Linked DNA regions of Homo sapiens: region 1 is linked to region 2. A link is a contact called in ENCODE Hi-C or POLR2A ChIA-PET data. All regions are on one chromosome and are shown on one strand. Each heading gives the region's core, a stretch centred on a gene start or an enhancer-like site at or near the end of the contact. The rest is flanking DNA. Distances are from core to core; before and after follow the strand shown.

Evidence for each region. Hi-C counts contacts between places; a loop is a spot of excess contacts on that map. ChIA-PET counts read pairs that join two places held with the same protein, here RNA polymerase II (POLR2A). Pooled maps may share reads with other maps.
Region 1: a loop to region 2 is called in a map of CD8-positive, alpha-beta T cell, with 2.2 times the contacts of the local background. The contact joins two enhancer-like sites. A Hi-C loop is called at or near these places in 2 of 168 maps with a recorded cell type or tissue (CD8-positive, alpha-beta T cell and naive thymus-derived CD4-positive, alpha-beta T cell), 3 of 37 single-sample maps with no recorded cell type and 14 of 50 pooled maps. POLR2A ChIA-PET finds 5 or more read pairs at or near these places in 10 of 52 experiments (Caco-2, GM10248, GM12878 and 6 more).

Annotation. Positions count from the first base shown.
Region 1 is chr2:44,615,484-44,620,671 of GRCh38, reverse strand. All of the region lies in intron 3 of CAMKMT (calmodulin-lysine N-methyltransferase), which reads right to left. Among named protein-coding and RNA genes, the nearest start is that of CAMKMT, 260 kb to the right of the region's middle. Within about 2 kb of position 3,896, at least 3 of the 41 ENCODE cell types and tissues checked have a DNase peak (open chromatin) inside an H3K27ac peak, as active enhancers do; they include GM12878, where a contact is called at or near this core.
Region 2 is chr2:44,577,001-44,581,781 of GRCh38, reverse strand. The region is part of intron 3 of CAMKMT (calmodulin-lysine N-methyltransferase); the gene reads right to left. Among named protein-coding and RNA genes, the nearest start is that of CAMKMT, 220 kb to the right of the region's middle. Within about 2 kb of position 2,486, at least 5 of the 41 ENCODE cell types and tissues checked have a DNase peak (open chromatin) inside an H3K27ac peak, as active enhancers do; they include GM12878, where a contact is called at or near this core.

The DNA of each region.
Region 1 (5,188 bases), core at 2,647-5,146, 37 kb before region 2:
ATTGTCCTTTCTCACAGAATAGATGTTCAAGTCATCTATGATGCCTGATGAAATTGGCTAGAGGCCAAGTTGAGGAATTAAAGAGGTATGGATTTGAAATAGTTCCTGTTTCAATGGGGAATGGGTAAAATGACCACCAGGTGGTACAAAGGGGCCACCTGAGGCTGAAAATCATAAATGTGTAATGGTGCCATCAACAGTTATGCATTTTTCTTCAATAGCTTTTGACAGCCCAGGCACAGAGAAAACCAATTTTAGCTTTATGTAGGGTTAATGATAGGATGAGTAAGCATAAAAGAGGGTCAAGGGGTGAAAGAATTAAAGGTAGTGATAAGAGTGTGGTTGAAATGTCCAACAGTACGGTCCTGGCTGGGCAAGACGAAAAGGAGTTTAAAAAAAAAAAGTATCAAAGGACAATAGGATAACAGATTTGGGAAGAAAAATAGGTGTGTTTAGAAAAAATCTATCACAATCTTAATCACTGGTAATTCTGAATAACAATAAATGACATCTGAATACTAATTCTATCTTAATTATATTAAGAAATTATTGCTAAGTCTTTTTAGATGTGTTAATGGTATTGTGGTTATCTTTTAGAGATAGACACTGAAATATTTATGGAAAAAATTATATGATTATCTTGGGTTTGCTTCAAAATAATATAAAAGAAGTACTGAATGGGATTTTCAGCGGGCAAGACTGGGCATGGGTTGTCACTTACTGGGACTGGGTGATGATTACATGGGGTTCTGGCCAAATGTGGCTATCTTAAAAAGCATCTAGAAGAATCCACTTTGAAAACATGAGTCTAATGTTGAAATATTTATTTCCTACATATCATCATTGCTATCCACAGCATTGTATAGGTATGAAACCATAGGGTCAGAATTCTAAATCCAATGTTAAGTGCATACACCAAGAATGCCCTGTTTATAAATCAAGCTCTTCAAAAAGGACGTAACCACTGTAGGTTGCCAAGGAGCTAGCTATAAAATTTCAAGTCTAGCTTAGCAAAAAGTACTCTCTAGTAGCCTGAAAGAATTTATACTGTAAAATATTTTCATTTTCATGCCTTTTGGAGGGTCGGCAATTGCCAAGTGATAGCACCAGCATGTAACTGTAGAAAATGTAGAACTTTGTTACAAAACATGAATTATTTATATATACACACACATATGTGTTTGCAGATGCATATATATATATATATACACACATAATCAGCTAAAATTATTCTCACTTATAAAAATGTACAAGAGTAGGTGCAATGAATTACAAATTATTATATTTAAGTTATTTGCCAGGTAACCCTACTAAATACCAAAAACTTTAAATTTGAGAATTTAAAATCTCAATTATCTATATAACACAGAAGTACACTCATAACAATTTTCTGATATTAGTAGATGTTAAGACTATTCAGTAATCTTTAAGTTCAAATGCAGACTTGAGTAATGGTGTTTTCAATACCTCAAATAAGTATCCTGTAGAACTTTTTCAAGGTCAAAAATGAAGCTTCTCAAAGATATCCTGTTTCCATCGTTTAAGACAATCTTACGTGTATTAGTACTACATCTATGTTTCCATCCTTCTGTTTATATCCCTTCCATGAAAATCTGCCTCAGTCTTCTTGGACCAAAGGTCACAGAATAAAAACAATAGTGCCCTTCCTAATCCCCAGTGATTTCCAAACTATTTATGAGTAGATCTGAATTTACAGTAGTCTGGGAGAAATGCATGATGTCAGAAAGGCTTTTTAAGTTTATCATAAATGAAGTTATCAATAATTACATGAAACATTGTCATCAATTATACATGAAATAGAATAAAAGGTAGTTGTACAAAATAACTGCTTAGAGAAGCAAAAAATAAAAAATAAAAAGTAGGTAGAAGCACTGAGAGCCTTACTGCTGAACTCTGCAGAAGGCGCCTTCAAATAAATATTTCAAACCTTCATATGAATATTTTAAGCATGACAACTACACATAAACACACAGCCAAAGTGCTCAAATCCACTCAAGAAAGACTATTAAGTCATCAACTTGCTCCTGACAGGATCCACTGAATATGGCAACAGTGAGAAGTCAGGAGACAGTTGGAATCATTTCAAGACTGCTAATTTAACTTGTCTTAAAACCAACCAATGCTCAACGTGTCATCATCAATGTCATCTCATCGCAGTCTGAAAAGCCTTCGACCTAAAGCAAAAAGGTCCCCAAGTGCCACCCTTCTTGTCTACTGGTTGAAAATCTAATTGGTTCTGCTGACAGGCTTGGGAATTGGTAGGAAGGCTGTTCAGTTAATCTCCAAGGGCCAGCAAAAAGCTCAGTATCCATCTCTGAGCTTTGCTCCCTGGCTGTCGTAAAATGACTCTGATGGCAGTGCAAGCTCTTATGCTTCAGCTGTCTTCTGACTTCTGTTAAGTCAAATTCAATAAAGTTTGTCACTCAATAATCTGAGAGCTACCCAACAAAACCTCTTTGATCAATAACAGCTTGCCTGCTTGCACTTGGGAAGGTGACCTATTAAAGATTAAAAACACACCTGCTGCTTGAAGCAGAGAACATCATTTTTTACTTTTAAATGAAAATTCATCCATTAAAATCAGTTTAACTACTAGAAGTGTATACAAAGAAACAGGAAGGAGATGAAAAGAATAGCTCAGATATGATGCTTTCTTGATGTCTGAATAAAGTTTGATAGTTGTATGCTTCTGCTATATTTGGCTCTTACATAAGCCATCTATATCCTATTTTTTTCATTTCAGTATCACACACTCATTTATTCGTTGCCTGCGAACAGACAAAGCATTGGTATTGTAATATTAATTCAATCTTCAATCAAAACAAAGTAATCTGTTGTCCAATATCATCTACCTTCCTGCAGAAGTCACGAATGCTCACTCAGAGAAAATGCACTATATTCTTTAAAGCCACACTCTTCATTTAAGTGGTTTTCCTTCCTCACTCACATAAATCAGGCAAGCCTGTGACCAGGTAGAACTCCAGGTAACTTCAAAGTGAGGAAATATGGCTCAGTGAGCCCATCGTGCAGTATAAACTATTGGATAAAATTAGATAAACATCTGTGCTTACATTCCCACATTCAAGCCTCCCATCTTGAAGATTAGAGCTTTTATAGTTTGAATTATTCCAAAATAATTTACAATTGAATCAGTATCATCAAGATGTTGTGACTGTTTTTAAGAAAAAGATTACTGGATAACTCTTTTTTAACTTGTTTCCAATAGCAGAGGACAGCATACATGGGGTCTCTTCCCTTACCTAAGGAGTGTGTGTTTAGGATGCATTTTGTTGGCAATTCAACAATAATAATTTTGAAATGTGTTATCATATTACAAAAGACACTACATAAATACAATGAGATTAAAAACTCCTGCAGAGCCACAGTTATGGGTCAATATTAATAAAAGTTTCTGCTAGAATGTGACTTTGAGTTTCCTGATTATCAGCTGCTCTCACCACATAGCAGATGAATTTCCCTCTAGAGACAAATGTGTCCACCTCTGAATGTATGTATATCAGTCTCTTGTGTGGGTATTTTTCACAAAGTTTAAACATGTTTATTTTGTAAGGCACTAATTTTATCCCATGACATTCACGGCACTATCACGTAGGACACATGTGACAAGGAGATATGGATTACATCTCCAACAGCCCCTAATAATTTCATCATAGTCTCTTTGAACTCTGCAGCTTTTTTTCCTGATCTGAATTAATCACTTCTCCCCTTCATTGGCTATTATCTCCTCAGTTTTGTGCTTTTGGTTTTCTGGTTTCTATTTGAAATGTCTTCATCAAAGCAGCTGCATATAGAAACATGAGCTCATTTCTGCTTTCGTTTTCTCCTGATTTGTGTGATATGTGTAGATCAAGGTTTTTAACTCCTGTATGTAGCAACACATAAAGTTCAGAAAGGCCAACCTAATCTAATTAAGGCTTTCTGACTAAAATAAGGTAATTCCCCATGTCAGTTGAACCCTGGGATGAGGTGACTCAGTTCAGAGGATATCTTAGTTTGTTCAAATATATAGTTATAATGAGGTTGAGCTGAGGACAAGAAACCTTACTGCTTGTGATCAAGAAATGATCACCTTTTCTGGTGAATCAAAAAAATATATTGTTAAAGGTTGTTCTATTAGTATATATATGGCTTGTAATAAAAAGCTTTTAAGTCATCTAAATCAAATGACAATTGTAAAAAAAAATGTGGGTTTTGGAATATTAAAATTAGAGACAACAAAGGAACAAAGTAGTCACTAGAGCTCTTCTTCCATGGGGAACAATTGCTTGGCAGATAAATGCAATTTTTAAAGGTCTAAAAGTTGGTACGTGACTAACTATCTTAGGATGTGTTTGTAAAAATACATTGCAACAGGGAATGACAGGAGCAAACTTGTGTTTTTCAAAGATCACTCAGCTGAATATGGAGATTGGGTTGGAAGAGCACAAGAATGAAAGCAGGGCACCGGCAGGGGGCTGCTGCACAGTTCAAGAGACAGAAGATGGCAGCTAGGACAGAAGGGAGCAGAGTGACAGTCAGATTTCAAGGACAATCCACAGGACTTATGACTGGAGGTCGGGGGAGAAGAGGTGTCCAGGCTGACCTCTGGGTTTTTGAAGTGCACGGTTGGCTGGATGGAGAGTTTCCACCCTGATCTAGGGAAACTAGAGGGAGAGCAAGGGACAGAGAATAGGCTGTAATTCAGTTTTCAGCATTTGCTGAAAACATACTGGATGTTTTGGTGACATGGGATGAATGCCTGCATGTCTGCTGTGCCTCTGCCTGGAGTCTTCCCTAACTGCACAGTTGGCATCTCTCATCTTTCAGAGCCCACTAAAAGGCTACTGCCTTTGAGAGGCCATCTCTCTATGGGTCCCCCTATTATTCTCATTCTGGAGATCCTATTGTTACTTAAATTATAGGGTGTGGTTAAAAAAACACATTACAATACTTTAAAAATATTGACAAGAAATTAATCTGTATGGTATACCAACTCAAATCATGCCCAATGCCCCTCAAATGTAATATTCCCCAAACCACATCCATCATCTCACCTAAATGCCTCCAAAACTGTACCCTCCTCAGTGAACTGCATCATCATCCTGCCAGCTACCCAAGGCAGAAACCTGGGAATTATCTTGCGTCTCCATTCTCCTTTGGTTACCAT
Region 2 (4,781 bases), core at 1,237-3,736:
TGATCCACCCGCCTCAGCCTCCCAAAGTGCTGGGATTACAGGCGTGAGCCACCACGCCCGGCAAAAACCATCTAGATTTTTTAAAAACAGCCACCAGCTATAAAATTTACAGTGCTCTTTATATAAAATGATTTTGTCTATAAAAGTAATCCCATGTTAGACCTTGGGCTTTGGAATGTTATAATTATTTAATAGCTCAAATAGTCTCAAAAATTACCCAATGCAATAATTTATTTAAGTAACATTGAGGTCTTTATTTTTTAATCCAGTTGGATGAAACCTTAGATCTGTCAGTATACACATATTTAATGGTCAGCCTGGATAACCTAATAAGACAGAGCAGTAGAATATAACAAACTTGACTTGTATTCAGAAGAAACAGATTTAATTCCAAGCTCTACTGCTCATTGACATGTGATCTTAGCCCATTTGCTTAGCTTAATGTCGGCTTCAGTGTTCTTGCTGGTAAAACAAAATATTAAGTGATTTGTCATAATCCTTAGCACATGATAAACAGCTATATACATAAAGGTTTCATTATTATCATCAGCTAGATACACATAGGCTTTTTGTTATTACATTCTTACAAAGAGACAAATTCAGAAAAGGTAATCTTTGAAAATTTCTCCTTTTGATCTCATCGGAAACATACTTGCACTGCCTAGTTTGCAGACTAGCTATATTCTGACATTTGTGTAGTCAACCACAACCACAGCAAGCAGGATGGCATTTATCTTTTATAATAATACAGAGTGCTCTGTCATAAAGTAGGGTCACTGAAATGAGTAATAATCCCACCAGCATCTAAGGTACAACCAGCAGGGTCCAGGTCAACAGGCAAGCAGCCGATAATTTGCCCAACAACACTGAATTTCATCTGCCCACAGCCTCTATCTACTGATTATACAATCAATACACCTCAGATGAGAAGAGCTAACAACTGACCGGGGCAGATCAATGCTAGCAAATAAGCGCTTCATGACAAAAAGTTTGATAATTACCATTCTGAAGCCGTGTAAATGTTGTTTCTATTGTAACAACATTCATGATGATACTGCTATGATTGCACTGTTATTATAGGTTTAATGTTAGGCAATCAAGCTACAGTGGTCTAGATATCAACAAACAGCATCAAAAGAAAACATCAAATTGTCCCTATTCTTTTGACACTGTAGCTGAGAAATTTTTCTATGTTAGTGGCCCTAAATGAACAATAATAAGTGACAATTTAGTGAAAAACACTATTTTCACATCTTACAAAAGTCATGCAATATAGATTGATACAAGTATGATTATTTCTAGGACCACTTGAACCAGGGGATTAAAATAAATTCAGTCCTGTGACCATGGTTTTTCCTTCTTTCTTTTTTTTCACATACATCATTTAAAGAGGATTTATGTAAATTTTCTCTGTACTCATAATTTTTCAAGCATTAGTGCAGTCATAAGTATAGGGCACCTTGGCTTGATTTAATTATTATCGTTTCTAATTCAGCACACTTTATTTTATTTTACTTTATTTTATTTTATTTTATTTTTGAGCCCTGATTGCTAGTTCATTCTCAATCATTAGCATTTAGAAGAACTAGTCATTACTGGTTTTCAATAGCTGCTTGGGTTCCTATAAGCACTTAGAGTCTTAAAACACAGAAATGGAAAACAGACATTTCAAAGGTAGAACAAATCATGACTCCTAGAGGTAGGGTACAAGAATCCCTGGGTGCGTGGGCACTGAAGCACACAAATTCTTAACTTTCCCATTTGCTTTTTAAAAACCACAGGAATTGGGTCTAAAAAAAACTAGGACACCTCATTTCTGTAAGATGCTTGCTCATATAGAAAACTGGGAACTGATTCCAAATGAAAGGCTTTCCAAAAGAAATGGCAGTCACTTTGGACCACAATAATCATTTATACAAGGGTATGTCTGACTTTCGATTTGTGCAACACACACTTTTAATTGTCACGTCCATAAATACATCCCCCAGCTGCACCCAGGCAGCAATAAAGTTACCTGTCTAAAACTTGGTCTCCACATCCCTGAGTGGCCAAATCTCTCACTGTCTGGAGTAAATCAGCTGCCTTTCCATGTAGATAAGAGACACAGAGCCGGGGAGGGCAGCAATGCTCAAGAGTTTGTCAATAGCTCAGGAGAGAAAGGGCAAACCAAAAACCTTTTGTGGGCAGTAATGCGAGTGAGATTTTCAGCATGCTCAGAGGTTGCTGTTAAATGTCTTTTTCAACAGCATTCTCTTTCTTTCCATGCAGCTTCTACCTCGCAATAGAGTCAAAGAATGTGATGTACATTAAAATGCTTTGCCTCTCAGATGGGGTTCATTTTTATTCAGGGACAATTTTGCTGACTGACAGGTAAGCGTTTGGTGCTGAAATTGGACCTGTACAAGAGCTTTGCATTTCATTTGCTCCATTACACCAGCGCATGAATTACTGGGCTTCCATGTTGGCATCTTTCCATTACTTTTAAATACCTGACATGAGCAAAATGACTCATCTGACATTTCATGTAACAAATTTGTTCCAAAAAAAAAATAGAACATTATTATACTATTTTATATATGTGGGTACCACAACCTTCTGCCCTAATCTGACCAGAAATTGTTAAGTGTATAAATGGTAGCTGATATCAGTTTAAGAAAACACACTGCCAATGACAGCTATAAAATCTCATGGCAAAGAAATATGTCTGCTTTTCCTATTACCCACTGTCACTTCAACCTACTTCTTGAAATGTTAGCAAACTTCAGTCACAAATGGAGCTTTGTATTTTGGTTTCACTTCCACCACTGCGTAAACTTTGAGACATTATTTATTCCAATACACAATGAATCAACTTTTTCACTTTTAATCAGTGCTAACAGAGCTGAGGAGTTAAGATGCCTGTACCAAATAGTCATTTGTAGTCACAATACTACTATTTACTGACTAGTACAAAATTATTTGGTCTTCAACTTCTTCTAACTCTCACTTTCCCTTTGATTGCTTTTTGTTGCTTTTTTATTTTTAAGCAACAACTTAAAAATAATACGGACCATGACTCACAACCCTAAGATATCTCCTCATTCCAAACTTAACACCACATCCCATTACCCAATACCACATCCCATTACCCAATTTGCCTTGTAGAACTAGGAAAGTGTTTCAGTTCTTTGCTAAAGGCCAGTGTTAGCCTAGACAGCTTTGCTCCAGGCAGATTAGGAAAGAAAGAATCCTCAGTTTTATGACTCAGCCAGGAGTTTTTCCCACCTCTTCACTTAAAAATACCTCAGTAACACATTACAACCTGCCATATGAGGCTGAAGATCGCAGATCTACACTCAAATAAGGGTTTTTCTAGGTGACAGTATAACATTTCATAAAGCAGCAGCATAATTATGTGACAGCAAAATTTAAAATATCATGTTCACTGTTAGTATGAATACATCGAATTAATACAGTATTATTTCCATATGAAATTATTAGCCTCATTATTATATAATGGTATTTTCTTTAATAAATGGTCTCATATTATAAATGTTAAAGTACTTTATGTTACGGTGTATTCTTTTTAACAATGTTAATTTACCCTCAACCATTATTCCTATGCTGAATTTATATAACGTGTAGGTAATGAGAGATCACCTCCAACCCGCCTGAGCTCTCATGTGGGCCCTTCAGCTGGATCTAGAAACCAAATTGACACAAGGCAGATTTACAAGAGAAAAGCATACACATTTTATTAGTTTTACATGTACATGGGGATCTTCACAAGAGAGTGAAGTCTGAAGAAGTGGCCAAAGCAAGATGCTTTTATACTTTTTGGATGAAGAATAATAAACTTAAGAAGAAATGATAGGACAAAGGCGATCTGTCTACGGGCAATAAATTCCTAGGGGAGTCACTAGGAGATACAAGCGGGGTGTAAAACTAGTAGAAGATAAGGGTTACTTTGGAAAATATATTTAATTGGGTCCACTGCAGCCCCCTGTTCCCAGCCTCTGGTTGATAAGAGCTATTTCCTGGCTCTAGTAAAGGGAGGATCTCGTCCAAAGGAATATTCTCCCTCTCCATCTCCCTCTCCCTCTCCGTCTCCCTCTCCCTCTCTGTCTCCCTCTCCCTCTCCCTCTCTCTCCCCCTCCCCGTCCTTTCTTTCTTTCATTTTTTTTGAGACAGGGTCTCACTCTGTCTCTCAGGCTGGAGTGCAGTGGTGTGATCATAGATCACTGCAGCCTGGACCTCTCAGACTCAGATGATCCTCCCATCTCAGCCTCCCAGGTAGCTGCCACTATAGGCATGTACTACCACACCTGGCTAATTTCCATATTTTTTGTAGAGATGGGGTCTCATCATGTTGCCTAGGCTGGTCTCTAATGCCTAAACTTAAACGATCTTCCTGCCTTGGCCTCCCGAAGTGCTGAGATTACAGGCATGAGCCACAGAAGAAGCTTTATGGCTTGCTGCATGCAGGTCAGCTACCCCTTTCTGAAACTACAATTTCTCCAATGTTTTCAAAATAATTAATATGCCAGTTTGACATATTTTGGGATGGCAAGTCCTTCACTCCTTTGAAAGTTATAATTTAAAAATGAGACATTCAACAAGTTGCATCACCTTTGTCTTTATAACCCACCTGTATTTTAAAAGCATCTGGGAATTCATGGCATTTCCCTTGTACAACCAGCATCAAAGTGACTTTCCTATCCTGGGGAATTATTTAACCAGAATGCTTACAGAAGATAGTGCAGATTTGAAAAACACACATCTTTGAAGAAACGGCATTTCTT